6 separate regions of the Mus musculus genome follow, and all the other regions are linked to region 3. Evidence: chromatin loops called from intact Hi-C (ENCODE). Cell type or tissue: heart. All regions are shown on one strand. Links, peaks and the distances in the headings refer to the core of each region. The heading gives the core; the rest is flanking DNA. Region 1 overlaps Pcgf5 (polycomb group ring finger 5). Region 2 holds the start of Gm32081 (a long non-coding RNA gene). Region 3 holds the start of Gm32027 (a long non-coding RNA gene). Region 4 holds the start of Ankrd1 (ankyrin repeat domain 1 (cardiac muscle)). Region 5 has its middle 16 kb from the start of Gm32081. Region 6 overlaps Ankrd1 (ankyrin repeat domain 1 (cardiac muscle)).

What was found. Peaks named below come from ENCODE experiments on the same cell type or tissue, not always from the same donor. Only the 100,000 strongest peaks of a DNase experiment are listed, where the experiment ranks them.
Region 1: it touches region 3 in a loop (2.6-fold over the local background); 3 of 42 quality-filtered maps call a loop at or near these places.
Region 2: it touches region 3 in a loop (4-fold over the local background); 5 of 42 quality-filtered maps call a loop at or near these places.
Region 4: it touches region 3 in a loop (3-fold over the local background); 5 of 42 quality-filtered maps call a loop at or near these places.
Region 5: it touches region 3 in a loop (7-fold over the local background); 4 of 42 quality-filtered maps call a loop at or near these places.
Region 6: it touches region 3 in a loop (8-fold over the local background); 5 of 42 quality-filtered maps call a loop at or near these places.

Annotation. Positions count from the first base shown.
Region 1 is chr19:36,437,494-36,442,493 of GRCm38, reverse strand. It overlaps Pcgf5 (polycomb group ring finger 5), which reads right to left. Exons shown (of 10, transcript NM_001368691.1): 6 at 2,347-2,495. Among named protein-coding and RNA genes, the nearest start is that of Pcgf5, 30 kb to the right of the region's middle. In heart, for the core only: a CTCF peak has its summit at 2,168 (motif pointing right); no DNase peak of the experiment used is centred there.
Region 2 is chr19:36,180,082-36,185,489 of GRCm38, reverse strand. It overlaps Gm32081 (a long non-coding RNA gene), which reads right to left and starts at 929. Exons shown (of 3, transcript XR_386675.1): 1 at 793-929. In heart, for the core only: a CTCF peak has its summit at 2,191 (motif pointing left); a DNase peak (open chromatin) is centred at 2,149; H3K27ac peaks cover 1,273 bases.
Region 3 is chr19:36,259,719-36,265,126 of GRCm38, reverse strand. It overlaps Gm32027 (a long non-coding RNA gene), which reads left to right and starts at 934. Exons shown (of 3, transcript XR_386674.3): 1 at 934-1,109. In heart, for the core only: CTCF peaks have their summits at 284 and 2,202 (motif pointing right); DNase peaks (open chromatin) are centred at 506 and 1,036; H3K27ac peaks cover 1,195 bases.
Region 4 is chr19:36,117,447-36,122,854 of GRCm38, reverse strand. Ankrd1 (ankyrin repeat domain 1 (cardiac muscle)) reads left to right here and starts at 3,011. Exons shown (of 9, transcript NM_013468.3): 1 at 3,011-3,100; 2 at 3,457-3,636; 3 at 4,492-4,629; 4 at 4,914-5,021. The coding sequence starts at 3,074. In heart, for the core only: no CTCF peak of the experiment used is centred there; a DNase peak (open chromatin) is centred at 2,874; H3K4me3 peaks cover 3,031 bases; H3K27ac peaks cover 4,359 bases.
Region 5 is chr19:36,165,422-36,170,829 of GRCm38, reverse strand. No RefSeq gene overlaps it. Among named protein-coding and RNA genes, the nearest start is that of Gm32081, 16 kb to the left of the region's middle. In heart, for the core only: no CTCF peak of the experiment used is centred there; DNase peaks (open chromatin) are centred at 1,509, 2,509, 3,289 and 4,229; H3K27ac peaks cover 2,034 bases.
Region 6 is chr19:36,108,112-36,113,519 of GRCm38, reverse strand. It overlaps Ankrd1 (ankyrin repeat domain 1 (cardiac muscle)), which reads left to right. Exons shown (of 9, transcript NM_013468.3): 9 at 703-1,555. The coding sequence ends at 813. Among named protein-coding and RNA genes, the nearest start is that of Ankrd1, 9.0 kb to the left of the region's middle. In heart, for the core only: a CTCF peak has its summit at 2,207; no DNase peak of the experiment used is centred there.

The DNA.
Region 1 (5,000 bases), core at 1-5,000, 180 kb before region 3:
TGTGAATTAGCAAAACCCTGTCAAGTACGCAATCTGTCTTTCTCTAACATGTTTTTTTTTCTATAAAGAAAGCAGAGTTTAAGTAAAAGGACACAAAATATTTTGTTAAATGATGTTACTTCTGAAAGCAGGAGGCACTTGTTAAGTATAATGGAGAACCTAAAAATAACTTCAGAGACAGAAGTAGTTTGACATTAGCCTTGGGAGAGTTCTGGATACTGCATCTGCTCCATCCACAGCCGCCTTAGTACCTGCAAGCTATACAGTGTGGGCTCTGGGTTGAGGAAAAACACTCCCCAGGGACAGGCTACCGAACATTACTGTACATCACTAAGTTCTGTATGCCTTGATGTGTCTCTTGTTTTACATGAAGAGTGCTTCTGATTCACTCTTTAAGCTTGAACAAAGCCCCCCACCCCAGGTGACCTGTACTGCCTCCCACAAGTTATTAATAATTCAGAGTTGTCAAAATAGTTAAGGGAACATTTTTAGGACATGACAAAAGAGTGTTTCTAGAATTCATAATTCAATAGACTGACACAAATCTAACACAATTCCAATCTGTATTATGTAAAAGTTGATTTGTAAATACTTAGAAACAATGAGCACTTTCTCCAGGAATATTTTATAATGGAACCAAATGAAACTTGCACTGCTTCCTGGCTGTGTGCACCTGAGAACTACTGTAGAGCCAGCTACAAAGAGGGCAACGACGGTCGGGGGCAGAAGACAGGATGGTGGAGAGGAAGTAGGAGCAGAGCTTCTCATTCTTTCTTTCCTGACATATGGAAAATGGAAGCACTGTGATACACACCAGGGGCTCACAAGAGACTGCCGGGGAATCTGTGCCTAACCCTCCTTGCTCAGCTATCTGGAAAGGATCAGTATTTCTGGTATATCTGCATATCAGAAGATATACTGCATAGATACAACTCAATGATTCTTCAGTTTTGTGTTTAGTATTATGCTTTAATCTCTACCAATCAGAGGAATTGCAAGCATGATTTTAACTTCTTAAATTGAAATACAACACCATAAAGTCACTGTCTAAAATGAACAATTTAGTAGTTTTTATAAAGTTGTTCAACAATTACAATATCTAATTCCAAAATTTTCTTTTCCTCCAAAGAAATCCTTTACACACGAGCAGTTAGCAGTTACTTCATATTCCTGTTCCGACAACCCATCTAGCAACTACTCATGTGTTGCAAGTGACAGATCTTTTTCTTACTAGTTATATTAACTACCACATAATGAATTCATTTGCTTACTATAGTCAAATATATTCATTGCTGAAAGATGCTGATTAAATGAAAATCTAAGTTAAAATTATTTGTTTTTAATTTCCCAATATAAAGTACCATTATTAGTAATATAATAGCAAAGAAATTCAACCCAAAAGAGCTATAGATTAGCATAGATGAAGAAAATTAGAAACAAAAAATAAATATGAACTTGTGCATAAAACAAAGTACAGAGAAAATCAATGCCCTCAATGACTAATAAGTGCTTGGACAAAGTGACAAAAGACTACTTAAGAACTAAAGTAGTAAATATTTATATGAAAGCTGCTGCCAACTAAGAAACCAGGACACGCTAGATATTCAAACCCCAAGGAAAATAAACCACGGAGGCAGCAGTGAGCTTTCAGATCTAAGAGTCAGAGCAATGTTTAGGAGACAGGATGAAGAACAAGGATTATGTAGACAATAATAGAAGTCTCTAAGGAGTTTATCCACTCATAGACACTTGATAACACAGCTTTACTTCAAAACCTACTCTTCTCTTAATAAAATATATTAGCCATGACATGAGGCTTATAGAGTTTTAACTAAAAGCAGAAGACTACACAACATGATTGAGGTTAGGCCTGGAGAGACGCCTCAGCAGTGAAAGCCCCAGCCCTCTTCCAGAGACTCAGGTTCAATTCCCAGCGGACACCCACAGGGCAGCTCACAGCCACCTGTGCTTCCTTCTAGGGGTTCCCACACCCTCTGCTGGCTTCCACTGTCATCATCACGCATACGCATGACACACAGACATACATGCAGGTAAACCACCTACACATATAAAATAAAATTAACCTCTAAAAATAATAAGTTTAAAGATAATAAAATGGTTGGAGACACAGCTTAAATCATCGGTCTGAGTTTTGGCTGCTGCATTATAAAAATTAGCCACTAGATGGTGGCACTGGTCTGGGAGAACTGGGCTGGGAGGACAAGCTACCAGGAAAGCAACACTGGCTATTCCCAGATTTGGAATTTCAGAGAATGGTATTCAACTGCATTACATTAACAACAACAACAACAACAAAGGTAAAAGAAATGAATTCTGCCCACTCACCTTCACTACGTTGTCCCCTGACTGCCCATTATTTCGTAAACAGTCCAGACAGATAGCAATTTGCGGGTCACTTCTATGATAGTCCTTATCATCTTGGTTTTCATCACCTTCCTCATCTGCTTTAGACTTGTCAACCTTCGAAATATCATCTGTATAATTGAAGCAAGACTCATGTAACTCAAAGTTTAAAGTCAAGCAATAATATGGCACTCACCAAAGCAATGACCAACCTAAAATATTTCATAACCTCTCTGAAGACTGACTGAAAATATCAATACTTTCTGAAACCCTTCAACAAAGTCAACAATGGAAAGAATATCCATCAGAGGCCATCAGAAACTTAAAACAGCGTAATATTTCTAGACTTTTTGTATATCCTGGTTTATGAATTTTATCTTACTTTTCCTATTTTATCCTTTTAAAATATTATTGGATTTGGTCTTTAATTTGGGGTGAGTTTCACTGAGCTTCATGTCTGGTTTATAAAAGACAGTATCTGTACATGGGTTTAGTGTAAATGTGGGAAAAGAAAGAGCCTTCTTCTCACCTTTGTAACATACAGAGTAAGATTCGGGATTAAGAAATATTCTAGATTAGCTATATTTGGACACAAAAAAGTGCAATTAGTGGTTAAGACACTTTAGAAGGCAAATAGGATACAAAATTCTTCCTAATTCAATAAAAGATGTGTTCAAATTAAAACTAAGTTGGTATCCTAAAAGTTCTCAAAACTTGAAATTATTTATAAAACCAACTACAGAAAAAATAATTGTAAAAACACGCTTTATAGCCACTTAACATGTTAAAAATTCCATTAAGAAAATTTGAATATATTTCCTATAACAACATTTACTTATACTGTTACATGAATACAACTGTATCGACTGACGTATATGGAATAGCTTGGACAACGCGTTAGACGTGCAGTGTGCTTAGTCTGAGGTAACAATAACACGATTAAAGGCATGAAGACCGAACAGGAGATACCCCCCGCCATAGGCTCATGTGCTTGAATGGCGGTGCTGTCTGGGAGGTTACGAAGCCTTTACGAGGTGGAGCCTCGCTGGAGGAAGTGGGTCACTGGGAGTGGGTCTGGAGGTTTTACTCCCCAGCTCCACTTCCTGGTCTCTTCTTTGTGACAATGGATTCAAAGTGACCAGGAGCCTCCTGCTCTTGCTCCCATGCCTTCCCTGTCATAACAGCATCCCTGAACTGTCAGTCACAGAGTAATCAACTTCCTTTCTCCTTCCCTTTCCATCTCCTCCTGGCTGCTTCTTGTCACAAATACAAAGAGTTACCATTCTCATCATTATGGTGCTAGAGCCCAGGAAAAGATAAAAGGGCAAGTGCAGGGTGAGGGATAAATGAAATACACAGCTAGGTAATTCATGTATCCTCATTTACATAGAACCCATGTACAGATACTGTCTTTTATGAACCAAACACCTAGATCAATGAAAAGCCTTCCCCTCTTCAAGTTAAGTCTAACTATTGAAGCCATTCCGTATCCATCTTAAATGGCACTGATTTTATGAGACTTTATAACTCATAAAAACTCCTATGTGAACTGAGAGACTAAATTCACATATGCACAGAGGCCACTTTGATTTTAGAATCCTGAATGAAGTCTGTGTGTAAAAACATGAAGAATGATATTACTTTATAGCTAGATATCCTTTTTGTGGCTAACATAACAGCCACTCTGTATGTACATGCATACACATACTCTGGCCAGTAATACGTTCCACTCTGCTGAAATTGTTGTTGTTACTGTGTGTAAATGTGTGCATGGATGTGCATGTGTTCATGGAGGCCAGGAGTCAGTCAATCTTGGATGTTCTTCCTCAATGCTATTGACCCTGTATTTTTGAGGTGGGGTTTCTCACTGGCCTGGAACTCAACTATTAGGCTGGGCTGGCTGACCAGCAAACCCCAGAGACCGGCCTCTCTCTGCCTTCCCAGTGCTTACATAAAAACCGTGTGTGCAGATACACATGTGGATGTCAGAGACAAATCTCTGAAGTCAGTTTTCTTTTGTCATCTTCAGGGACTGAGGGACCAAAGAGTCTGTGCAAAACACTTGTACCCACTGAGCATCTTGCTGGCCCACGCCTCTTTGTACATGACTTCTGGGGATTAAACTCAGGTCCTCGTGCTTTTGAGGCAAGCATTTCACCCAATATGCATTCCAGCTCTCTCGCTCTCTCTCCTCCTCCTCCTCTTCCCCCTCTCTCTGTCCATCCATCTCCCTCCCAGCCCTGCTGAAATTATTATTACCTGGGTCTCCAAGTAGAAACTTGGACACTGAGTCTGGTGACAGGAACATCTTGATGAGTACACAGAGACACTTGCTGACAGACCTAAGACCTAAGCCTGAACCACTGTTCCCACCTGTGTTCCCTTCAGAGCGTCAGAGCACAACAAATCCTGACCTGGTTCTCAGCCACACTCCACCTTTGTCCCTATTAAAGTGGCGTAAAGTGAGGTAAGACTGAGATGCTCTCAGGATCGAGGTGCACACGAAGCCTGTTTCTTACCTCAGACCTTTTCCTGTCTTGAAACTATGGCTAGTATTTCTATCCCGTTTTCTCCTTCCTTTTCTCCCCAAAGTCCAATGTCCTCTTTCCAATTACCTTCAAGAGGAGTCATGCAGT
Region 2 (5,408 bases), core at 289-5,288, 80 kb after region 3:
GGAAGAGTTAAGGGAAGGACTGAAGGGGCTGAAGGGGGCGGCAACCCCATAGGAAGACCAACAATATCAACTGGGAGCTCTCAGAGACGGAGCCACCAACCAAAGAGCATACATGGGCTGGTCTGAGACCTGAAAAGTGACTAGTAGGAAACTAAGATGAAAGGGTTTGGCAGCTCTTAGATGGGAGGGCAGGAGAGCCAAGTGGGGAAGCCACAGGCAGGACCTTCTCCATCAAAAGACTACCATGGGTGACAATGGAAAGCTGAAGTTGGTGAGACCACCAGTGTGAACAGATGGTGAGGTGATGTCAAACGGGAATTAGCATGAAGGAAGGGTTCTTCCTGCAGCTCCCCTCCCCCAATTCACTCACTGTTCTTTTCCTGTGTTTATGCCTGCTAAATCTGGTGTGCAAACCAAAAAGGCAGGTTGGGGAGTATTGCTTTGTCCTCACAGGATCCAGGAGAGAAGAGCACATTTTTGCCTCTGTGTCCTGTGGGCTCTGATTATACATTGTGACTAAGAAGAGCTTTTGTGTTACCAGATTCCTGGCAGAAATGGGGGAATCAGTCAAGAGGAGGTGAACCTGAGGATGGTCCAGAGGAGGTGAGCCTGAGGGTGGTCCAGGGGAGGTGAGTCTGAGGGTGGCCCAGAGGAGGTGGAGTCTGAGGGTGGTCTTGAGGAGATGAGCCTGAGGGTGGTCCAGAGGAGGTGAGCCTGAGGGGTGGTCCAAAAACCCTTCATTTCTCCATAGTTTGAAAGACAGAGGGGAAGTTGCCATTGAGATGGCCTTACCTTACCACTGGCCCCTGTAACAGCAGAGTGTTTATCCTCCGAGGAGGCGCTGGGCTTGACTAGGCACATCCTTCCTGGAGGCCATTGGCCTGCCAGCTGCTCAGCATCGGTGATGGGCTCCATCACACCAGAGCAAGACGCACCTGAAACGATAAAGCAACAAGGAGACATTAACTGTTCTGGGAAACCTGCATGCAAGACCGGGAGGCCTATGGCTGTTTCAGCTTTAGTCAGCCCCTTTGATGTGCTCCAGAATATGTTGTTAGGTCCCCACCCACTCCACAATGAGCAGATTCTCTATCTCCAACAAAGGTCGGCAAAATAAAGCCAGTAAATGCCATTACATTTGAATTTCAGAAAAGTATCAATAATGTATGATTATTGCCCAGATAGAAAACATGTCATTGTCACAGGGTATCCTACATTTTATATGTTCTAGGTTCAACTCCCAAGGGGTCCCTCTGGGGCAAGAAGCTGCTTCTTGTCTTCTAATGCTTTTGATCTTTTCTCCTTCGTTGGGATTCTCTCATAGGTGGGAACTTCCTATATGTCTCAGAGGGATGGATGATCCTTCAACTTTGGCTAGGCTATCTCCAGGTACCAGATTTGTTCATACCAGATGCAGCCATCTAGGAAGGAAAGCCAGGTGAGAAGATGTGGGGGCTAGCTTTCTATCTATCCTCGAGCCTCAGCTGTATAGCGCTAGCCTGTGAACTGGAGGCAGGCCAAGAGGAGTCATATCCACAGCCATGGGCCCTGACACTGTCAGCAGAGTACAAACGCCTTAGTGCGTCAGCTCACAGTGAGTCTCATAGCATTGTTCTTTCCTGATGACGGCAATATGCTCTCAGCCTGAGACCCGGATGAACCACCATTCCTCCAGCTTCAGGCCTGTAGTCACTGGAACTTTCTACCTGGGGAGTTTTGAGTTTTGAGATGTAGCTGGAACAAGAGTCGATGGATGACATGCAACAGGCAGGGAGCAGAGCTTTGGACAGCCATTTCAGGGAAGAATTGCCATCAGAGCTGCCGCACAGGTGTCTTAACAGGAATCCACAGAAAGAAACAAAAACAGAACCCTCCTGAAAGACCTTGAAAGGAGCAAAAACAGAACCGAGAAGTCAGCACGTACCACTAACTTGAAGGTGATTTAGAACAGAGCTTCTTTGCTCTGTTTAGAAAGGGTTGGCTGCATCAGGACTGCCTCCCCACATGTTTTCTTTCCTTGGGAAATCACATACAGTAGCTAGAGATCTGGGTTAACCGATGAGATAGACTTCAGCCTAGATCAGCCAGCCTGGGCCATAGCAGCCAACTGTGGTCTGAGATATAACTCATCCACACTGATCGCTGGTGCTGGTGTTATATGGAGGCCTATGGGACAAGGCTACCCCCTTGTGGTAGGGTTTGGGACTAGTCCCTAAGACATAAATTCCCTGTCAGTCATTTTAAGAAGGGCCAATTACACAGGATTAGGTGAGACCTCAGTAACAGTATCTTATGCACACAAGATTTACCTCTCCTTCTAAAAGAAAGGCTAGAAATGGCCAGTCACAGACTATTAAGGTAACTTGTTGGTCCCCCAAAGACTCAGGCTTTCATCTGTCTTTTAGGCTAAATAGTCTTAATGAATAGTTTCTTCTCAAGGTCACGGGACAGTTGCTGGGGTGCCAACCATCAAATCCATACTGTAGCCCGAATTCAAGGGGAAATAGAAGGGGAGGGGCATGCAGATGTGTGCTTGTGTGTGATGGGATGACGTGTCCCAACGGTCTCTTCCTTTAAACAGTCTTTCCGAAGTCCTCAAACACTTCCACTGTTAAGCCCTTCTAAATAAAACCTACCACCAAGGAAGTGAAGGACTAAATCTTGAATGGCAGCAGTGGTGTTTGCCTCTCTGGGAAGCAAGCAGGCCTGAGACTTTGAAAGCCATTTGACAGTTGGCCCAAATGTCCTGGCTGTGGGTGTGTGCTGGACTCTCTTACCTGGAGCCAGCCCCGAGGCCAGGAGCACCAGAAGGCTCTGGCAGGCCTGCCCTCGAGGTGACTGCTCCCTGGAATTAGAAGCACTCGCTCACAAACCTTTCTTACACCGAGGCTTGGCTCATCTCTGTGGGGCTGTGGGCACCTCAGAAGGTGGCATGGCAGGGAGGGGTGACTGTCCTGCTGCTCATTGGTAGGGGGGAAAGGTAGTTGCCACTCCGCAGACCTTGGTCATCGAGAGCTGTAGTGGGTATTTTGCTGAGGTAGGGAGCTGGTTATTTGTGGTTTATGGAGGAACCTTTAGGAAGAATCCAACTCATGAGCAGGCGAGCCCTATTTCCCTGGGCACATCAGGAGGGCCACCCTAGCTTGGTTAGGATGACAGATTGTCCTGGTTCTGGAACCATTAGTGATATAATAGAATCCTTGGACACACTGGAAGAGTCAGTCAGCTTAGTAATATGCATGTGATAATAATCATCTAGGGACCCTTAGCGTCTCCTGGGGATGCTTGGGGCTAGATGCCTGTGAGTGGTAGCCGGGGCTCAGAGCCACCAGGTTCTGTTTGATCAGAAGAAATAAAGCAAGTGGAAAAAAATCAACAAAGATTCCAAATTCCACAGCATCACCCAGAGAGCCCAGGGTCAGCCTGCTGCCTTCTCTTCAACCCCAGCTCTGCCTTAGACTAGGGCTCCTGTCCTGCCCACAAGTCACCTGTTAGTAACCCTGCAAATGTGTCCTGTTGCTTCTGAAGTTCCTTCCTAGGCTGCCCCTCCCTCAGATGCCCCTTCCAATTGCAGTTTAGGGATCACCTCTGCGGCTTCCCCAGCCCTCCCAGCCATGCTAAGTTCTCTCTCCCACAGTCCTCCAGTGTACCTGGCAAGTCTGACATGCTACATCCCTTTGTCAGTCTGGAGCACAGGTCAGCCCCTCCCACTGACTAATCATCTCCCAAGGTTTCTAGTCCTTACCCTGCAGCTAAAGTCCGACCATGTGGCTCATGTCACAGATAGTTACTTTACTAGAAGGGTGGATCAGTGTATGTATATGTTTATTAATGTTTGTGTTTATTGAAAGTTCTCCATTCTGGGCAACAGAATATTGGCCACAACTCTCAGTTGTTTCCAGTTCTGTTGATTTATTTGTTGAATGGTTTATTTAACTTGAGGCTTTGTAAAGTCAAAGTAGGATTTATAGAAAAATCTTGTCATGGAGAATAAATAAAACTCACACACATGATAAAAAAGATTCATTACTGATTTGGGTTAACTGTATTGTGTTTTCCTACAAGTTACATTAAGCACACATAGATGAAAAGTAAGTCATATTCTAGACTTATAGAACCTTTTATTGCTTCACACTGGATCTTGAAAACTCTCTAAGTGAATATGTATGCATTTAGACAGGACGGGATAAGGTAAGCTTTATTATACAATCACAGCAGGATAAAAGCACAAATGGATGCCAAACCTCAGAGAGTAAGTAAAGTGGGGTTGCCCCCCTACACACACACACACACACATTTTCATGGGAGCAAGTCTCCTCTTTGCTGTGTGTGGGTTACTTGACTCAAACTGCCACCAAAGCAGAAGAGACAGTGCTGGGCCATCCTGTGTCCAGTTCCCTGCAGATGTTGCCAAAGTCAGGTCAAGTGACCCCAGACGACCCCCTGGGAAAGGGAAAGTAGGGACCATTCAGGCCAGATGAGACGCCTGTCCTCTGGGGAAGGTGTCTCTTGGGCAACTCACTGAGGGTGGGGTAAGGGAGGAGGGAATCTCTCTCCCTCTTGAGATCCTTGGCTAGGTGAGGAAGAAAGAGGAGGCAGGCTCTGGTAGGAGGGAGACACATAACCTGGCAGCCTTCTCCGCGGGAACCTGAGCTGTTTCCCTGGGTTCTGGCGTCAGACTGTCCTAGTTGCTCACCCTGATTAGATTGTCCTGGAACAGACCATGACCATCAGGTGATTCTGATGAGGACCCATCCCGGAAGGAGCCACAGCTGGGGAATGAGTGTCCCTCCGACCCAGAGTGGGGAACCTGGGGCTCACCACAGTTCACCCCCTCTCCAGGGAGCACAATGGCCTTTCCAGTGAGTGCGGAGAGCTGAAGGGGGCTTCCCTGAGCTCTTCCCACTGCACTGGACCGACAGCAGGTGAGCAGCTTGAGCGAGAACCGCACCAGCTGTCTCTCTCAGCAGTGCCACCAGCCTGAGGCTCAAAGCTCAGTCTTTAGCTCTAGCTTCCCGAGCTGTCTGTCCCTCCTGGCTACTACACAGACTCAGGCACAGAGTCCTGGTGCTCACATCACCGAGGGAAGGTCTCTCCTTTCAGCATCCCATTTTTGCCAAACTTGCTATGAATCAATAGCCTCTCTAGGGGCTGCTTCAGGCTACAGCGGGCCAGGAGTCTAGACAGGTATGGAGCCTCTCTTTGGCTAGACCTTCCTTTCTGAGCCTCCAGCAAGAGCAGAGGCTGTGCTGAAGACTCAAGAGGACTCATCCAAGAACCCACTTCATTGAGCTCTCAGGCTGGCGACAATAGCTGTGGCTGGTCCTCAAAGCATTTCACAACCTCCCTGTGAAGAGTAACTTACTTTTCTTGGGTTAGCCTAAGCAATCCATGGGACAGACCATTTA
Region 3 (5,408 bases), core at 282-5,281:
CATTGTGGCCCTGGCATAAAGTGCCTGGGTTTCAGAAGGCTGGTGGTATGAGCTTTGCAGTAGACTGTTCTGGCAATTATATTAGTAAGCAATTACACTGTGTTCACTGGTAGAGATGTTGTTCCAGAAGTTGAGTCAGAGGACATTTTTTTTTAAGAGAGAGAGAAAATATACTATACTCAATATTTCCTTTTAAAACTTGATTCTCTAATCTTTTTCTGCCTCAGGGTTACACTGCTGAGAGAAAATGACTGAATGTCTGCCTCTAGGGCTTTCCAATGTTGCTCACGTGGCTGGGGCAATTTTAGGCTCCAAGAAGTAGCAGAGACCAATCCCTGAACTGGGTACCAAGCCAAGAGATCTCCAAGGTCATTTCCAAGAAGAAAAATCAATATGTCTGGAGAAGTGGGATCCAGCTCAGAAAGTTGGGTCACGACTGGGCCATCATAGGCATTTCTCTGGCTGGTACAGGCTGTCATTGACCCTTGTAGATGTTAAAGGTCAGTGCATATCAGTGCAGGTTATATTTACACCATGGGCTAAAATTAGCTGGCATGCTCTCCTGGCAACAAGGAGGATATAAGGTTCCCGATTTATCCAGCAATGCTAATTTTGGCAAAACCCAAAATGGTTCTTGTGTTCTCAATGGATAGGCATTCAACTAGAATAACATCCTTTCCCTTCCTTTCCCTCTTCTAGTCATTATAGGAAATGTCAAATATAAACCTAGCTGACTTTGGTTCAGCACAAATTCTTACAAGTATGGAAGTCTTAATGGGGGTCTTGTAAACTCCAAGGGGTTAGCAACGCCTCAGTCTAGAACAAACCACAAGAATGACATGTTAACACAGTTTTCAGCAAATATCCGAGAACAGTGAGCCACTTCATTGGAACATTTGCATTGTGTTCCTGGGCTATTCAGGGGAGGGTAGAGGAGGCCTGCTACTCATGGTGAAGGCAGCTAGCTCTAAACCTCCCTTAGTGAGGGATGACCTGTGTGTATGGATTCAACATGAAAGACTGAGGAGATCCGTTATCAAAATGTACCAAAGAGTTGTACTGGGACGTGTGCCAGGCACTTGTGATACAGCCAATAGAGAGCAGACCAGGTAAGAGAAAGAACCTGGATAGGTTTTAAAATAAACCTGGTCCAAACTGCATGGATGGTCTCCTTGGAGAGCCAGAGAGATGACTTCTATTTACTGATCAACTCTCGGCTTGTCCTTAAAGGGAGACCAGTGGTCATAAAACTTAAATAAAGTGCCTGGTGTCTGGAGATAACTAAAAGACTTAAATGAAGTGCTGGGCGTCTGAAGAGGACTAAAAGAATAAACATGGGGGATGTGGGAGAAGTATCACCTGGGAAGATCAGGGAAGTCTCAAGAAGAGGAAGCAACTGTGATATTAAGGTGCTGGAGAGATATACTGGAAAATGAAAGAAAACCATCTGTTTTACTAGATTTAAAGATAGATGTCTGAAAAATAAAACTTTCCCATTTTTTTCTCTTGCCAGCCTCTGTAAATTTGTGCTTACTGATATCAAGCTAGGACTATGCCTTTGTCTAAGTATTATTTTTTTCTTCCACTTATTTGCATGATGGTTTATTCTTGCATTCTTTGATATGCATGCAAAAGAACCCACCACATCTTAGAGTTAATTTTTAACCTAGTATTTCATGTGTTGAGCTTTACAACGTAGTTACAAAGGAAGGTCTAGTTTTCCAATGCTTTTATGAATTCATTTTGTCATTCATAGCTTTGATTTATCTTCAACTAATTTTGTAGGGTCTGAGTTACTTGATTCAACTTTCTCTCTCAGACTCAGGTCATTCCTTTGTTTGAACAGCATGTATTAAATAAATAATATTTTCCCCAATGAATTAAAATGTCAATTTATGACTGTCTAAATGTATTTGAGTGTGTACTGTATTTCAATTAGAAATACATTTGTTTAATTGACTTATTACCACATTGCTTAAATTAGTGTGGTTTTATAATGTGCGTTAATGTTTACCCATCCATTTTAAATTTTAGAGTGTTTTTAGCAAGTCGAGGTTTTTGTTTTTTTCACATAAAAACATATGACTTAGCTTGTTTTAACTTCAAGTAGTTTCTATTGGTAATTTAAAAATTTAATTTTATGTGTGCAGCTATTATGTGCATGTTTGTCTGTGTGCCCTGTGAGAGCCTTGTACCCACAGAGGACAGAGGAGGGCATCAGATCCCTTGGAATTAGATGGTTGTGAGTTGCCATGTGGGTTGTAGGATTCAATCCAGGTCCTCTGGAAGAGAAATACATGCTCTTAAACCACTGAGCCATTTCTCCAGTCTCCATTTGGTAATTTTATTGGAAGGTATTTCAAAATTATAAATCCACTCTGTAAAAATTGACAATTTTATGACCTGAGAATTTCCTATCCAACAACAAACAACCCTTCCACTTGCTCACTATTTTCGGTACCTCCACACAAATGTTCCTTTTCCTTTCTGTGGATTGCCAGGGCCTCATGCACACTAGAGGGGAGATCTGCCACTAAGTTACACTCTCAGCCCCAACATGTTCTTAATAAGCAACATATATGAAAGACTGTGGTCTGGGTATGAAATCTCTTCCACAGGCCCATAGGCTTTTTCCCAGGCTATTTTGGGAAGCTCTCAAAACATTAGGAGAAGGACCTACATGGAAAAAGTGGATCACTTGAGGACATGTGCTTAGAGGCTGTATTGTGTCCTGTGTCTTTCTTATTTTTCCCAGTCCTGACCATTGCTAGGTAATGAGTCTGCCCCACTCTTTTCTGGTTGACTGCTGTGTAGTAGTTTCGTCCTAGATTGAAACATTCCATTCTCCAGGGAAGTTCCTGAGGACAGAAAGTAAACAACTCAAAATAGCTTCAGGAAGTCCCTGAAACTGACGAGATTCACTAGGCCCCTCTACTCTGTGAGTAAACACTAAAGACTCCTGAGAAATATTCTTAAAGAAGCCAAACTTCAAAGAAGACTCAGACCAGCTGAGTTGCCCAGAAGATATGTAGATCAATTCATCCACTTGGAAAGAACATTCTCCAGACTGTAGTTGCCTGCACGCCATGGCCATGTGTTGTGCTCTGAGCTCCTAGCTGGGCCTTGGTGATGCAGCTGTCGTTGAGTCATTTCTGCTCCTGTAAGTAACCCCTTACCCATATCCCTGTAATTAATCCCAATGAAACTCATTGTTCGCCAAGCTGGACTTCCGTGGTAGTCATACTTTGGTCTTTTGTGGACTTCCTAGCTCAGGTGAGCAGATAAGTGTGAGCTTCAGCCCCCCAGCAAAAGTCTGTCACACAACACATGTGTATGGATTTGGGGTCATTTACTTGATTATGGGCAATGTACCAGTAGTTACATCCCTGAAGAAAACATACAACCACATTCAGAGGACATTGACTTCCAAAGCTTCTTAAGGATAGAAACTCAAGATTGAAGGGACTCGCCTGCTTAGGCATGGTGAGCACGGCTCTGGCAGGCCTTACCCTTCTCTCCCATTCCATCTACCTCGCTAAAAACCTTTTGATTAAATTCCTAAAACTAGCCACCAAGGTCTAGTCCCTTCCTCCTCGTGAGGCTGACGATCGATCAAGGTCCAGCTATCAAAGTATTGGAGTGCAGCAATCAAAGCCCCCTTTGTCTCACCTAATTAACAGGCACATCATCTTTACTCAGGGTTTCCCCTTGTACCTTTATAAACTGTCATTTTCCCTTGTGTCATGTCTGTCTCCTCTCTATCTAGAGGCAGTAGTCCTTTGTCCTCTAGGACAAATGCCCCTCCTCCCTCCCTCTTGTTCTCTTCCCCTTCTCCCTCATTCTCTGTCTCATGTCTTGGTCTCTTATTCCCTGCCCTCTGTCCCCCTGGGGCAAATAAATCTCCTTTGTGCTGAGAATTTGGTCTTGGGGGTCCTAATCTGATACTCTTCCATGATCCCCTGCCCTATATGTGTTGGACTGATGGGCTCCGTCTTGTGCCGGTCTTGTATGGACAATGCAAGGTCCATGTATAAAGCACAACATTTCACAGTGCTCATCGCCACACCCCCCTTACACCCTTCAGATCTCTCTCCTGCTGACTCTTATTTTTGACCTTCAATCTCATCTTCTCTTGCTTTTTACAACCCCTTAATTCTTTATAGCCCATTCTAGTATCTACTTTGTACTTCAGTCAGTTCACAGACTGCATTCCCTCCACTCCTTCCTGTGCCCTGTAAATTACTGCCTGAGATCTCTGCAAATTGTTTTCAGTGTCTTAGGAAATTATATAAAATAGTTTCTTGGTTATAGTTTGAGAGGCAACTGAATTTTATGATCTTATATTAGCTTCTTTGTTGCTTATTAGCTATAAGTCTAGTTGCTGGCAGTAATTGAATTAGGGTTTGTAGGACTTTCCTTTGATTACCACATTCTGAACCATTTCATGCTCGCTATCGACACCTTGCAACAACATGCTTCTGTTTCTTTTCTCCCAGACCTTAGGACCTGGTTGACCTCCATTTATAATTGCAGGCAGATCTAGCTCAGGGTTTGGGGAAAGAAAGGGAAGAGAAAAGAAAGGTAAATCTGAAACCAATCTTTTGAAGAACAGTGTGTTCCTCTGAATGTTTTATAGAGGGGAGTTGCTAAGAATGTTAGTTATATAAAGGTTTGATCTCTGATCCCAGGGGAGCTGTCGTTTTTTTTTTTTTTGTTTTTTTTTTTTTCTGAGTAGCTCATGAATATGTATCTTAAACAAACAAATAAAAAGTGTGTCTGTTATAAATCTGTTACTGTAATGTTTTTGTTTAAATAATTACATAGAAAATTTAGATAACAAAAAGTCCTACATAGTTACCCACATACTTGACATTTCTAAGCTCTTCATTCTTTTGTGTTTACTCAAATTTCTATCTTGTATGTTTTCCCTAATGTTTTTATAACAAAATATCTTTTTTGTTCCTGAGGAAGTCTTTACGTTTTACCCTTGATTTTGAAAGGTATTTTCTCTGAGTGAAGCATGCTGATCTGAACTGTTTTCAGTAATTTGAGGATTTTCTCCTCTGTTTCCTCTCTTGTGTGTTATGGATCAGAAGTCTGTTCTCCTTCTTCGATGTTGATTCTTGGTTCTCTCTCTCATTTATTTCAAGCAACACACCCATACCTACACCCACACACCTGTTAACCTTAGATTTCTTTTATGGTTTTTACCAAATTTCGGCTATTATTTCTTCAAATATTTTTGTTTTATGGACTCCAGTTACACTTTTGCTAAGTTATTTGAAGTGCCCACAGCTCACGGGTGTTCTTTCCTTTTTTTCAGCCTCCATTTTTTTCCCTCTTCCTCTCCCCTCCCTACCTTCCCTCTTTCCCTTCCTTTTTACCTCTCCTCTCCCCTCCCCTTTCCC
Region 4 (5,408 bases), core at 144-5,143, 140 kb after region 3:
AGTGGAAAAGTCATACATTAAATTTATTGCTTAGTAAGAGCTCAACTGAGGAACAATCTCTATGTTATTGATCTTTAAAAGTGGATATGCATATTACCTGTGCCATTAAAAACAGAGTTAGATGGGTGAAAATGAAATATTTGGTATTTATGCAAAATGACAAAATTACCCTTGGAGTTGAACCTGGGTGGAATCTCGGGACCCTTTTCAGGAGCTGGGTGCCAATAAGGAATGTGTCTCTCCCTCATACATTCTCTTGCTGAACAGTGGATTAAAATTCTGATTATCTTTCTTTTCATCTATCAGTGCATAAACCCCAAGAAGATGGCAATGGTTGTGCTGTCCCAGCAGCTGAGCTCTGGCACCATTCCCTTGCTGGTTCTCATCAAAGATACTTCATATTGTGCCAAATGACTGGAGATGCGGCAAAGAAAGGTTATGCTGAGAGGCTGTGATAAAGCCAAACACACAAACCTCTGAATTTATTTACTACATGAACCTTTATGGGAAGGAAGCTCCGTAAGTGATGGGAGCTCTCTTCCAGTTGAGAAGTTTTGCCCTTGATTTTGGTGAATACAAATCATTTAAAGCACAATCTACCCTTATCTATTGTTAGGCATATATACATATATACATGTATATATACATGCATATATGGTACAGCACTTGCATAGGCATGTGTGAAGCATTGTGTTCATGCCCAGCACTGTGAAAATCCCCAAATCAAACCATAATAAATGATCAAAAGAGGATCCTTTCATGTTTAACAATATCAACCCTAACCCAAGGGGAACAGCCTGCCTGACAGTGGCTTTGCCACCCATGAATACTTCCTAGTCTAGTCCGTTTGTGAAACTCAGCCCATCCCAACACTTCTGCAAGCCCCATCCTCTACAAGGTGCTCATTGGGAATTTCCTGGAGCTTCTCTTTCAGGATCAGCCTGATTCTAGGGCAGCAGTTCTCAACCTGGGGGCCTCGACCCCTTTGGGGGAATCAAACGACCCTTTACAGGGGTCACATATCATCTATCCTATATGTCAGGTATTTACATTACGATTCGTAACAGTAGCAAAATTACAGGTATGAAATAGCAATGAAATAATTTTATGATTGAAGGTCACCACAACATGAGGCCGCCACACTGTTCTAGAGAAAAATCACCTGGGTGGGGAAAGGTTTGGGAAAGCCTTTCTGTCCATTCTTCATTCTTCAAAGTGATGTGTTCACAGAAAGCCTTTCAGCTGTTCTGCTGGGGCTCTTAGTAAGTCTGAGTAGGAACTGTATGTACCAGGTCTGCTTCTTATGGGTGGAGCCAAGACGCATCGTGGGTGGAGCGAAGACGCAACCTCACCTTCTAGCTCTGCATCCATAGCAAGTAGCCTAATGTTTCTGTGTCTAGGTGTCATCTCTGTGAATCGAGATCCTTGGCCTTGCTTGAATTAGGGAGGCACAAAATACTCAGAGATTCAAGACTGCTCAGCAGCCCAGAGTCCTTCCTCAAAGGAAAGGTCTCAACTCTCAGCCCCCCTTAGCTCTGAGTCAGGCCTGGAACAAACGGCCACAGGAATGAGAAAAGCTGCCATAGCTGCTTGTCACTTCAAGAGGTCAAAGAAAATAGTGTTAACCATGAAAACGAGAAGACCAACAGTTATCCATTGATAGCGTCTCAGGACAGATAGGACAGAGAGAACACTAGGAGAGGGGAACCCACGAAGGACAAGGTATTAGTGTGTTGGTTTTCAGGGCAATGTCTTGTACTGAAGATTCTAGAAACACAATTTGCTGGTTGAACAGCTGAAGTGGGGTGGGGGTTCTTACCCCATGTTCATGGAAGGGTGAGTGAGGAGAGACAGATATATGATGGCCAGCATAACAAACATACACAACACCCTAATTAACACTTCCCTCTTCTACTGACACCCCCTTCACTCTCCTCTTTCATAAAAAATAAAAAAAGTATTTTATGTGGCTCTTACGATAGAATCTTTCCTCGAACTATAAAAAGATCTAAATATTTATATTTTTCACATTTTAATATCTTAGCGATGACAAGCCAGAAACAAGTATTTTTGCCTCTCTCAACAGCAAAGCTTGGGGCCTTTTTGTTTCCGTGTTAGGAATAGAACACGAGAGCCCCGTGTATCTAGGCAGATGCTCTATCATTAGCCCATGAGTCTCCAGCCTCAGACGCACATTTTTCTCGGGCTCTCTTAAGCTTTTCCCACAGCATTGGGAAACTTTACTGACAGCATCCAAGTTGTGCTTCTGCTAAGAACTGGACTCACATCTCTCTGTGCATCACTTCGGCCCGTTTTGGGGTAGATCCTCTGATTAGCCTTCAGATTTAGAACACGGTGAGCCTGTGGTGCACTAATTATGGCCAGTGACACCATAGAGTCAAAGTGCATTACTGAATGCTTTCAATTTCTCCTAATGCTGGTACGATGGCATGTCACAGGGCCATTTTAGCTGCAGACATCACTCCAGAGAATTCCAAACAGATAGAGACAAGTGGCACCCAGACCCATCTCCTTCCCCTCGGGCTGATTATCCCCAGAAATAGGATGTCCCAAAGCAACACTTCCCAGCCAACTGGAGTGCTGATAAGTCCAGTTATCAGAAAGATATGGCTGTAAGTGTGATGCACAGTGCTTGCATTTTCTTGATACGTTAGTCATATGAGAGCTGACAAAGAAGGAAAAAGAGCAGCGATGTGGTGCAATATTAACAGGCAGCTGTCCCCTGGCTTCCCGATACGTGGGATGACTCGCATTGCTGAGCGGTGTGGTCACTGCCAAAGGAATGACCCTCTCACATTTCTTCCTGATTCGCATACGCCGCGGCCAGCTTGTCATCTCCCTCTTGGGCTTCCCAGACACTAAGTCTGGAATGAAAATTCACCTGCCTCTGAATTGGCCACTGGTGGGGGCAGGGGTGTGACTTGGCTTCCCAGGCTGGAAGATTATCTCACCCAGCCCTAGCTATATAACGGGCTGGTGTGGAGGGGCTCCACAGGGCCAGTTCCAGGGGTTCATCCACAAGAGAGAAAAACATAGACTCACGGCTGCCAACATGATGGTACTGAGAGTAGAGGAGCTGGTATGTAAAACATCTTTTTTTTTTTTTTTTTTTTAATCTTGGCTTTTATTTGAAAATACAGATGGTTTTTCTTTCTCAGGAATAATGTGGGGTTGGCGTTAGTGACTTCCTAAGAGAAGGTGGTTGAGTGGGTTGAGTGGGTTAAAAGTGAATTTTCATGTGCTAACCTGATGCTCATCTTAATTGTGAGAGGAAGGCAGGCACCTGGGATACCTGGAGCTATGCTCCAGACAGTGCACCGCCTGAAGGTGGCTGTCGCTGGATGGAGAGGAAGGACCTCCTGTGGCATTGTTTGTGGACAGTTACCCCAAGATGGGTAGCTTTGCTTCTGACTTCAACATCTTCTTCACATACAGGTAACAGGCAAAAAGAACAGCAATGGGGCCGCAGGGGAATTCCTTCCTGGGGAGTTCAGAAATGGAGAATATGAAGCTGCTGTTGCTTTGGAGAAGCAAGAGGACCTGAAGACACTTCCGGCCAACAGCGTGAAGCAGGGGGAGGAACAACGGAAAAGCGAGAAACTGCGAGAGGCAGAGGTGAGGACCTCCCACAAAATCCTAGTGGGAGTGGGGTACGGAGGTCCCTGAGGAAGAGGGGAAGAGAGGAGGAAAACAAATAAAAACTGCTCTAAAGATGTCTTTTCACCAGATATGAAGCGCATGATGCAAAGAAGCAGTGCACATGGAAATGACTGGGGGAATTACTTTTGGATTCCTCCTGTGTGGAGGGTTGAATCAATGATTGAATGTGCTATGACCACGTTTTGATCAAAGGACAGACAGATAATGATAACCAGAAAAGCTCCAACATCACACACTGCCTACTCAATTTGAGCCAAGGCGATTTGTTCTTTTTGATAACATTGAGTTGTGGCCCACGGGTCATAGAATAAGCTTGCCATGTTTATTGAAATTTATTTATTGAATTTTTGTAGATTACTAACACAAATTTAGAAGTGCAGCAGTAATCTCCGTTTCAGAGACTCGTGAAGGAGAATGGCATCAGTATTTGTGAATTTATCTGTATTTTCTACCCTTGGTTAAAACATATGTTAGTTTTTGAGAATGAGAAAACAAATTCTATAGAAATCTGGGCTTTATGGTACTAATTACAAAATGATTACTGAGAGACTATGTCGTGCCTCTAACCAATTAGTCAAGGACTAGTTCTACAAGCAAAGGAAGTAAATATGACTTAGATTAAAATTAGACCCCAAATACTTTAATGAAAATAAAATCCCTGAAGTCAGACACTCACTTGAAAGTGCTTTGGATTTCCCATTCTCAGCCCACTCACAGTTTGCTCAGGCTGTGCAGGGTTTGTTCAGGTACCACAATAGTTAGAACTCACTATATATTTTTCAACACTTGATTTTTCCCCCCTTTCGTTAGCTCAAAAAGAAAAAACTAGAACAAAGATCAAAGCTTGAAAACTTAGAAGACCTTGAAATAATTGTTCAACTGAAGAAAAGGAAAAAATACAAGAAAACCAAAGTTCCAGTTGTGAAGGAGCCAGAACCTGAAATTATGGTAAGGACTGTTTGGTTATTGCACATCCTTATAAGTTGCAGGGGTGAGTCCTGTGGAGGGACGACGGCAGCAAAACTCATGGCCACTTTCGATTTCTTTCCCTTTTCTCTCCTTTCTCCTCAATTTCTTTCTTCTTTGTTCTTTCCCACTTTCTCCTCTACTCTTTATGAGCATCCTCTCCCTTCTTCTCCTGTCTTGTCTTTTCCTCTCCCTTCCCTTTGCCTCTTCCTCTTCCTTCTCCTCCTCTGTCTGTCTCCTCCTGCCCTCCTCTTCCCTCACTTTAGACTGAACCTGTGGATGTGCCGAGGTTTCTGAAAGCTGCGCTGGAGAACAAACTGCCAGTTGTAGAGAAATTCCTGTCAGACAAGAACAGCCCCGACGTCTGCGATGAGGTAAGCAAGCCTGTGCCGTGCCTTCCTGGAGGCTGGCAAATACAGTCTCAATGTCTTCCACCTAAAAGTTTCTCCAGCTGTTGCTACATCTGCCAGTAGCAGAGAGAGAGAGAGAGAGAGAGAGAGAGAGAGAGAGATTATTGTTCCCCTCTGTCCCACAACCGCCAAAACTAGATTAGCATGATGGATTGCATGAGGCTTTTCTTGTTCTCATATAATTCTGTTTGATTTATACGAGGTCAGTTCATCTTTAACTTCTTAGATCCTTGGTCTAGACTTCCATAAAGGCAAGGCCAAAAAATTACTTCTGGTGAAAGATATTATTAGTAGTGTCTTTGATCAGACTCAAATGCCCCAGCATTTGGAGGGGAAGGTGGAATTCCCCAT
Region 5 (5,408 bases), core at 176-5,175, 94 kb after region 3:
TGCAGATTGAGAGAAGATATTAACAACTAAAATAATTTTAGAGTAAATATAGTAACAGATATATGGGAAGAGAGCAGGGGGTTAGAATGGCTCTTTCACACATGCACACACCCGACTCCCACACCAGAACTGGCCAGCAAACAAACAAACAAACAAACAAACAAACAAACATTCCATGCACACGAGTCATGAGGGAGATGCACGATAAAAGGATTAGATGCCATTTGCACCTGGAAGATCAGAACTTGAAAACTTACAAGGGCTGAGGTCAGGAAAACAGAAACTTATTCTAGCGAGAGTGTACATGGGCACAGCTGGGAGCATGGGATGATGGGGCGACTGACGTGCCTATCAACTCAAAATTCCACCTGAGTAAATGTATGTCCAGGAAGACAAGGACAGATGCACAGCATTTGCAAGCAAACGCAGAGTAAGCAGAAGCTGACCCTCCAATGGCCGACTAGCAAATGGTGACACCTTAGACTGAAATTAAAAAGAGTGTACTTATGGCTGCCTTGTATTCATATATTATAAGCAAATCTCTAAATTTTACTGTTGGAAAAGAAAAGCAAATTGCAAGATTATACATACATACATATATACATACATACATACATACATACATACATACATACATACACACACACACATACACATGTGTGTGCATCCTATTTATGCTCATTTAAATACACATAGAACAACTGAAATTGTTGGAATTTATAAATATTCAGTGAGAGTTCATGATCGTGGGCAAGAATAACAGACACAGATCAGACCAGAGATCTCTGTGGAAGGAAGTAGGGACTCAGAGGAAGGGGCCTTGGCTTTAGCTGTTAATGTGCAGAGAAAAATTAGTTACTCAGCCTGGTCAAGTGTTTGTCTGGTTTATTTTCTCTACCTTTGGACACGTTTGAAATATTTCTTTTCTACATTATTTATTTAGATTGTTTGTGGATGCTCACATAAGCCCATGCCAAGGTACACATGTGGAAATCAGAGGACACATCCTGAAGAAGTTGAGTCTCTTTCCAGTGTGTGAGTTGCAGGAATAGAACTTAGGTTGTCAAGAACTTGGCAGCAAATGCCCTTACCTACTGAGGCATCTCACTGGCCCAAATACTTCATATTCAAAAATCTGAATAGAAAAAAAAAACTTTCTAAACTAGGACTAAAATTCAGTCTTTTCCCCCTCTGAATCTTTTCAATACCATACAATTTGTGCATGTCACGTGAGCCAAGCACAGACAACTGTCTAGAAACCTCCAAACTTGAGGAGAACACATCCTAACTGGGAGGGGGGGAGGGGAGGTAGTGATAGCCCCTTATTATTTTGGGTTGCTATGCAATACCTGCCACTGATAAAAGCAGCTGTAGGTTTTGTTTTTGTTTGTGCTAAATATAAACACAACAAGGAAAGACCCATTCGAAGGGCTTCCCCGGGGTCATATCCTTGGCTGTCATGTCTGCAGATGGCAGACATGAGTTCCCTTTGAGTGCCAAAATGTCTCTCAGTGTTGGTGCCTGTCCTTGCCTGCTTGGCACTGCCAGGGAGGCTGTGATGACAGAGCCTTTCAAGGACTGCAAGTAGCAGGCTCCTTTTGCAGAGGTCATGTTCTCTTGGGTGACCCTGTATTGAGATAGATAGATAGATCAAAAGGGAGTCAGCAGTCTAGCCAGAGTAGAGGTCATCATAGAACTAAGTCTATATCCTGCCACATATAATTTAGGTCTCAAATGTTCCTGAGCACCTTGTGCACTGCATTCTTAGTCCCCAGCTCATTTCTGGGATTGTGACATAAACTCTAAGCAGTCAGGCCCAGTAAAATGTGTGTTTGGCCATTGGGGGTACACCCTGAAAAAGATGAGTTGAGGATTCCAGTCTCTTCCTTTTCCTCTCTGTTGCTTCCCTACCATAGAGTGAATGGTTAGGTTCCTCCATCAGGGAATGCTTCCTGGCCAGAGGCCCAGAGGCCCAGAGGCCCAGAGGCCCAGAGGCCCAGAGGCCCAGAGGCCCAGAGGCCCAGAGGCCCAGAGCAGTAGGGCCAATTGACCATGGATTGAGACCTCCAACCTGGAGACAAAATAAACCCTTGGTTCCCATTAGGTTGATTTCCTTCAGCTATTCATGGTAGTGCCAGAAAGTAGACAGTTCTGTAACAGAAAACCATGCTGAGAGGATTGGGGTAAGGAAAAAAAATGAAGTTTCAGGGCACCTCTCAGGATTAACAGAATGTGAAATTCCCTCCTATCTCTAGTCATGGAGTGAAAAATCAGCTATTGAGATTTCCCATCAGAAGGGTTGGGGTGCCAGCTTTCCACTGCCAGAAGCAGGTTTATGGAGGCAACACAGGAATCTGCCCACAAGCTTGAGCACCCCTCGCCTGTCCCCACCCCACTCCACCCCACCACAGTGTTCTGAGAATAGTATTTGGTCAAAGAGAGTAAACCCTCCCCTCTGGGGTGAGGTCAGACACTGGATTTGGCGTGTAGAGAGCAAACACAAGAACAGGTTTTAGAAGTGGCAGATAGATTGTACCTATCACTGGTGTTCTGGTGTTTCCCAATAAAGTTACCAATCAAATCACAGGTCTCCTCACTGAGGCCGGGTTTCCTGACACAGCCATGGCAAGCACATGACAAAAACAGAATCCAAAGATGACTTCACATTCCAGGGAAGATAATGCACACGTTGAGTCAGGAAGTAAGCCTTGAGAATTCGCTGCATGATTTTATAGTATGCTCGTTAATAGCCTACCTTTACCAGCGCGTTCTAAGCCCTGGGACCTGTGGATGTTTTGTTATATGGTAAAGTAGAACGTGGATGTTGTGATGACCATTCTTAATTGGAATCCAGAAATGGAGGGCTCACCTGTGAGGGATTTTTTTTTTTAAATGTGAGCTGTTTCTAGCGAAGGGGCTGCAGTTACCATGAAGAAGGGCAACTTCTGGGAAGAACTCAGTATATCACAGCATTTACCACATAGGTTATGGTGAGTCCTCCAGGACACGTTGTCTGACTAAGTTCTTGGAACAGAGATGTAAGGGGAATTTTCTTATTGACCTTGCTTTCAGGCCACCCCAGAGCTTGCAAGTCTCAAGCCCCTGTGTTCCTTTTAGAGTCCTGCTGACAGCTGTTCAGGGACACCTTGGGCAAAGCTGCTGACATAACCGGTTTGGTTAAGTGGTTTGGTCTTGGACTGTGGTTTGAAAACAAACCTCCCGATGGACAATTTGGAAAGGCCCCTGAGAGAGCCCCTGAGTAGTTTCCATAGCCCTGTTGCTACACGCGTTTGAATTGTTTTGGCCTGGTTTTCTGGGATCCTCACCGTACTCTGGTTGATGAACTAAGCTGTGTAGACAGCACAGGCAACACAGAGCCAAGCCCTGTCATGGGCTTCACACCACACCAAGCCCCAGCCAACTCTGGCTCCACACTTTGTTGATGAGGCTCAGGGACATGCAGTGTTGAAGCTGATTTCCAGAGAGTCCATTCCTTGTCAAAACAGCCCAAAGCAAGGTGAAGACCTTTGATTCCAGCCTCTGTTGCTCTAAGCCTTCTGTGGTCATGTGATTAAATTCAACTGAACGGAATGTGTTGGTGTGTTAGTAACTTGGAGTCCCCCAGGGACTCAGAGGCACCACACTCTGAGCTGAGTCTGGTATCTGAGGGTCTGGGGTTTTGTCTTATGCCTGTCAACTATTACAAGTATAACTTTGAGCAAGGCACTGAAACTGCCTCCCCTGTACCATGAGTTGCTGTAAATTATTACAGATTTGTCCCATCTTTAGGCTTCAGGAATCTGTGGTCTCTCTGTAGGCCCGAGGGTGCAGAACACAATATGCATTTGTGTAGACACAGGCACATTCTAGCATCTGCCTGGTTGGAAGAAAGCCCCTGCCATTGGATCCCTTTCAAATGACTGAGCGTGTGACAAACTAGTACTTGTTTACACTGATTGCTTTACCCTCTAAATCTGCATTTACAGTTCCTTGTATTACAAACCAGTCTGCCATCAGTAACTGAAGTTTCCTAGGGGGTGTTCATGGATATGTGTTTCATTTTGTTGTTGTTGTTGTTGTTGTTGTTGTGTTTGTTTTTAGATCCATGGAATTATTTCTGAGGTGTAGCAGAACGGTAGACTAGAAAGTTTTGCTAACTTCTTTGTCAGGGTATTTGTGTTGCAATTTGTGCCAACGACTTACCCTGTGACACTGGCAAGCCATTTAATCCCTACATGCTCCTGATAGGGAAGGCCAGTCAAGGTCAGCCCTGCCTACCTTGTGTGGTCACCTTGAGATTCAAGCACAATGGGACTTGTGAAGGTTATCAAAATGAAAGCTGTTGTTATTAATAATCATAATACTTTGGCACCTACGACACAACATGCAAAAAATGTGTTCCCATCAATCGCATTTGTTTGGGGGAAAAAATCTTTCCTGTTCGCAACAGAAGTTTTCTGTCAGGATATAAACATAGTGAGTAAAAGATTTATCATGCCAGTTTCTGATGTTCTCAAGAGGATGTCTCCCAGCAGTAAATGCTACTAAAATGGTTTGCAAAATCACCAGCTCTTAGCGACTACGCCTGGTCCAGAAGGACCCAACCCTGGAGGACTAATACTTTTAATGGGCACCACAGGTATAGAGAGCAGTTCTTGTAACCTACAGTATCTCGTGCCTGCTTCTGCATCAGGATACACAGCCCTATTAAGTGCCCCTAGACCACAGTTTTTAGCCATGTGGCTCTTCCAGTTACAAGGATGGCTACAAATGTGAATACAGTTCCAATCCAAAAAAAAAAAAAAAATCATGTCTTTCCATTTTCCTAATTCTACTCTGCAATATTAGTCCTTCTGGGTGAAGGTTTCTTACTGAACCAAGCCCTCAGCTGAGCTCTGTATCAATTTTCTTCTCATTTGGTCTTTCAGAAAAATCTACCCATGAAAGACAAAAATGTTTTCTCCGGAAGTGCGTCATATTTGTCTCCGATTTTACTTATTCTTACTGGTTCTTTTTTGTTTTTAAAGACAGGGTCATCTATACCCAAAGCTAGCTTTGAACTCTTTATAGCTGAAACTAACCTTGATCCTCTTGCATTCACCTCCTGACTGTTATAATTACAGGCATATGCAATTATGTCTGGCTTATGTGGCACTGGAAATCACTACGTCTGGTTTATGCCATGTTAGAGATGGAACCCAGGGCATGACACATGCTAGCAAGCACGCGACTGACTGAACTAAATCTCCAGCTGTCTTTGATTAAAACTAAACTCTTAAATTCAAATTCTCTTGCCAAAGACGATTGAAGTGACATCATAGAAAGGCAATGCATGGGCAGCTGACTTCCTGTTCTCCTTGCTGCAGCTTGAGTGTTCCTAGAGAGAGCATGGTGAAGGAAACACAAAC
Region 6 (5,408 bases), core at 229-5,228, 150 kb after region 3:
CATTGGTTGGGTACAAATAACTGCATCTGACTCTTTCAGCTGCTTGTTGGGTCTTTCAGAGGGCAGTTATGATAGATCCCTTTTTGTGAGCATTCCATAGCCTCAGTAATAGTGTCAGGCCTTGGGACCTCCCCTTGAGCTGGATCCCACTTTGTGCCTGTCACTGGACCTTCTTTTCCTCAGGCTCCTCTCCATTCCACCCCTGTAATTCTTTCAGACAGAAAAACTTATGGGTCAGAGATGTGACTGTGGGATGGCAACTCCATCTCTCACTTGATGTCCTGTCTTCCTGCTGGAGGTGGGCTCTATAAGTTCCCTCTCCCTACTATTGGGCATTTCATCTAAGGTCCCTCCCTATGAGTCCTGGGAGTCTCTCCCCTCCCAGGTCTCTGGTGCATTCTGGAGGGGAGGGGTGTCTGGAGACATTTTTGAACCTCACCATGACTTGAGGTGTTACGTTATTGTAGGGACCAGGGAATTTTTTTTTTTTTTTTTGACAGCACCACTGATAGTTCTGTGGATGGTAGATGGGAAAGCCAATAAAAGTATCATGAAAAAACAGGGACAGGATAGTTTGAATAAACGGTATGTAGATCACTCATATAAAACCCATATACTCTGATAATATACCTCATTAGCATAGGTGCAGAGAGTGCAAACTGACAGTCACCCGGAAGTCAAATTTCCCTTTCTTCTGTGTAGGCTGGGAAGACCCCCATGGATCTGGTGTTGCACTGGCAGAGTGGAACCAAAGCAATATTCGACAGCCTCAAGGAGAATGCCTACAAGAACTCTCGCATAGCTACATTCTGAGAAAAGAGACTCAACAGGAGCTGTTCGCAGGCATTTTTAAAGCATTTCCCAACAGAAGAGCAACTAGCAATAAAATCCAGCTTTTGTTTGCCAGCCAAATAGGGAGAGATGCTCAAAGAAGCTTCAAGAAAGCACTGGGTTGTAGGTGTTAAAATATCCTCTAGTGATGTTCACCACTTTTATTTATTCCTACCTATTTATTTATTTCATAGCACCAGTATTCAGGCTTTCATGAACATCATTTTGGGGGAGCAAGACTTCATCTGTATGTACATTCAGAGTCTTCCCATAGCTCTTAAACCGTGTGGGTGAATGGTGTCTAATTGCACCCCTTTGTGTTCTCACTTGCATAAAGCTATTCAAGGTACTTTTTAAAAGGCAAGGGTTGATCCCCGCAGCCCTTCTCTGAATTCTCACTGCTGATATCTGAATGAAGCAACAGAAGGCACGCAGTAACGCAGACGGGAACGGAAGCAGTTCCGCAGGACTGGCGCGGAGGCTCGCCACCCACCCACAGATTTGGTTCGGTTTGGTTGTTTACCAGATCACATGATGTCGATGTCCCAAGGTGAAGGCAACGTCAGGAGTGCCGCATGTAGGGAGATGGAGGGAGTAGGCAATGGGGCCAAGGAAAACTGAGTTCGATGAAAGAAGAAATCAAAAGGACACGCGCTGTAAATGTATAAATGTATATTGTGTTGTATGTATATTTTATATTTATAATAAATGCAAACTAATTCTCGGCCGTGTTCTAAGGTTTTTTTGTTTTTTGTTTTTGTCAGATCAGTGGTAGGGATTTCTCATGTAAAAGGGGCCATCTAGGGAGGGGCTCATTTGTCAGTGTTTTCTTGCTTTTTCAGATTAGAAATCTCGGGGGATGGAAAGATGACTCAGTGATTAGGAGCACCAAGGGTCCGAATTCAGTTCCCAGGAGCACAGGAGGACTCGCAGCAATTTGTAAAGAGGGTGGCAGACCTGATGCTCTCTTCTGACTTCATAGGTACCAGGCATGCGTGTGGTGCACATACATGTGTGCAGCAAAAACACTCATGCACATCAGAGTAAAACAACTCTAAAAAAAATTAATAAAAAATTAATAAGAAATGGAGGAGGAAGAGGAAGAGGAGGACCAGGAGGAGGAGGAGGGTGGGAAGAAATACCTTGTAGAAACCAGTCTTGGTACTTATGGAGTGATAGATTACCCAGGGATCTTGATAAACTGAAGAATTGCCCTCAACTGGTGTCAGGTGTGTGTGGGGGGGACTAGTGAATCTGCATTTCTGACCAGCTCCTGCCACTGAATTATGATACAACCCCCCAAAACAAACAAACAAACAAACAAAAACCAGTTGTTGTTTTGCTCCAATAATGTGGAAAAAGAGACCCCTGGTGGGAAGAATGATTACTGCAGGTTAAAGAAGCAATTCTTAAGTTTTCATCTGGGCTTCTTGACTCGCTAATTAGGGGCCTATCAATCACTGTATTGTGGACAGGCGCTGACAGGATCAAAGGCTCCCCTCCTGCCCCCCCTGAGAGAACATTCTGGGTCAATGGCTTTTGACCTCCAGCAGGAAAAGGTTTGTTGCCAAATGTTGAGCGGAGGTGAGAAAAAGATTGTCTCTGAGCTCCTGGAGCAGACAAGTATAAAGAAATAAGTAGGAAATAAACATACAAGCCCAGTGAAGGGAACGGTGGAATGCTCTCTTTGAGCGTCTAAGATGTGGAGGTCTATAAATGATGGAGATGGGGCAGTTATGATTTTTTCTTTTTGGAGGTGGTAAGATTGAGGGACAGTCCGAAACAAAAACAAAAACAAAAACAAAAACACCAAAAAACCCCAAGAAACCAAAAAACCAAAAAAAACCAAAAAACCAAAAAGAACAAGGGTTATTCCAGCCTACATTTCTGTAGGCAGCAGCAGAGCTTCGACAAGCTCAAGGGTGTGGGGAATGTTTGGAACTTGGCACACAGTCTGTGGAAGACACAGGTCAAACTCCAGCCCTGTGCTCTCCTGAAACTCACACCAAGTAGGACTGTGTTCACGAACCTCCTTTTTATACGTGCCTCCATCACTGTGGGAGAGTACAGGCACGGTCTGTAGCCAAGACATTGTTCAACCACACAGTAACAGACACACGTGGGTTGGGCTGACGGCCAGAAATGTTTTTTTTGGGGGGGGGGCCCTTTCTTTCTGTCCCCCTCTCATATGAAGAACCGAATGGCAGATTCATTCTATCAGTTCTTTCTCTCTCTGTCATCCCTCCCTGGCCACCTGGACAGAGGTCTAAGTCAGCGGTTCTCAATCTTCCTAGTGCTGCGACCCTTCAATACAGTTCCTCACGCTGTGGTGACTGCCAACCATAAAATTATTTCATTGCTACTTCATAACTGTAATTTTGCTGTTATGAATCATAAAGTAAACCTCTGTATTTTCCTATAGTGCAGTCGACCTCTGAGAAAGAGTTATTCCACCCCAAGGAGTCATGACCCACAGGTTGAGATCTGCGGTTGCACATTTAAGGTCTGGGCATCCAGTAAATGTTTCCAATACAGACTGTTTCTCTTGCTCATGTCCATATCTGCCTGGTATAACGTGGACATAATAGTATCTGACCAAAGTGTCTTATTTGAGCCTCTTTGCCCCAAAGAGCTTGGGGGTTAAAAGGAGAAAAGACTTAAAAATAAGCTTTGCACTGTCACGTTTAAACCTTTGTACTAATAAAGAAGTAGAGGGCACAGGAGACCTGTAGAATGATAGCAGGTAGACAGACTGGCTCTGACTATGGCTCTATCTTTGTGAGTGGAAAAGAGAAATATCTAAGGGGAAAATTCCATTTCTTCCACACCGATAGGTCTCAGAAGCCCCTGTCTCCCCCTGAACCAACTCGTTGCTTATTGTAAGGAACGCGGGACCAGGGAGGCAAAGCTACCCACCGGTGCACCAGCTTCCGAGCCGCAGCCATGTAACCATGGAAACCATTCCATTTTGTGTGTGTGTAGGGGGGGGGGGTCGTGAATGAGATAAGGTAAGGGAGGTAATGTGTAAACGCCTTAGTTATGATTGGCTGAAATTTGTTAAAAAAATCCCTGGTCTGGTGGCGACTCACTCAATCCAATGGAGACGTCGTGCTGAGAGATGAATGCAAGTGGACGCCCAGTGCCAAAGGAGAACTCGCCCGCATCGGGTGGGTCCAGCTCAAGTGGGAACCCGAAAAGCAGCAAGAGACATCGCGAGCTTACCTGACGCTCGCTGCCATCCAGCCAGGCTACGACATCAGCCAGATCGGTGGTTAGTGAAGTGTGTGTGTGTGTGTGTGTGTGTGTGTGTGCGTGCGCGTGTGCATACTTATGAATAAATAAACTGTTTTAACCTTTCCTTTGAGTTCCAGGATTTCCTTTTTGCCTCTGTCATTAATCCCGATTCACGACAGTTTCGCAACACTTATGGTCTTTTTTTTTTTTCTTGTGTTCTCTTTGTCACAGAAGGACATATTTTACAATGGAGAGTTCTGGAAGTTATTCTTGACTTTATTTCCACTCAGAGCTTTTGATCGTGACCAAGTTTTATCAAACACGCTGACTTCTAGTCCGCTCTGTAATCTGTGCCCTCCAACCTAGGCAAAGCCTGAAACATCAGGATTACTCAAACATCCTTCTTTGAAAAACAAAAAAAAACATGTCTATCTGTGTGTGTGTGTGTGTGTGTGTGTGTGTGAGAGAGAGAGAGAGAGAGAGAGAGAGAGAGAGAGAGAGAGAGAGAGAGAGAGAGAAACCATGTGTATTCAGAAGCCCAGAGGCCAGAAGAAGGTGTAGGAGCCCCTAGAACTATAGTTACAAGTGGTTTGAGCCACCCAGCCTGGGTGCTGGGAACTGAACTCAGGTCTTCTGGAGGTGACGCAAGTGCTCTTAAGTTCTGAGACCCTCTCCAGTCCCACTTCTCTGTTTTTAGTTGTGGCCAGAAGTTTCCTAAAATGCAAATCTGACCCAGCCAGTCTCTTTCAAATCCTTCAATGTCGTCGTCGTCCCATTTCTCTCGGGATCACATGCAAACCCCTTGTCTTAAGATATCTTTAAGCTTTGGCTGCTGCTATTCTTTTTCAGTTCTGGGGATTAAAGGCAAAGCCTCTAGGACACAGGCGAGTGCCCAAACCTGATCGGTACAGCACCCCGCAGCCCCACAGTGCTCCCATGCCCTGTTCTGTTCTCTATTGTTGCTTTCTTGTATCAGGATCTCCCTAAATTGACCTGGATGGCTTTGAACTCTTTCTGAGTTTAGGCAATCCTTGAATTTGTGGCTTTCTTACCTTGGTCTCCTGAATAGCTGGACTCTAGGGCTGTGCCTCCAGACGTGGATCAGGAATCCATCTTCTTCCAACACTGGTTGGTTACATGTGTGCGTGTAAGTGCCACAGCACAAGTCAGAGGGGCATTTGTGATAGTCAGTGCTCTGCTTCCAACCATCTTTTTAAAAACCTGCTTCTTTCATCTGCTTTCTTTGGGCCTTTGGCTGCTGCACCTGGTCACCTCCTCTCCCCTCTCTCTTCTCCTCCCTCCTCTCCTCACACGGCTCAGGGCCAGGTCCACTCTGGACTCTC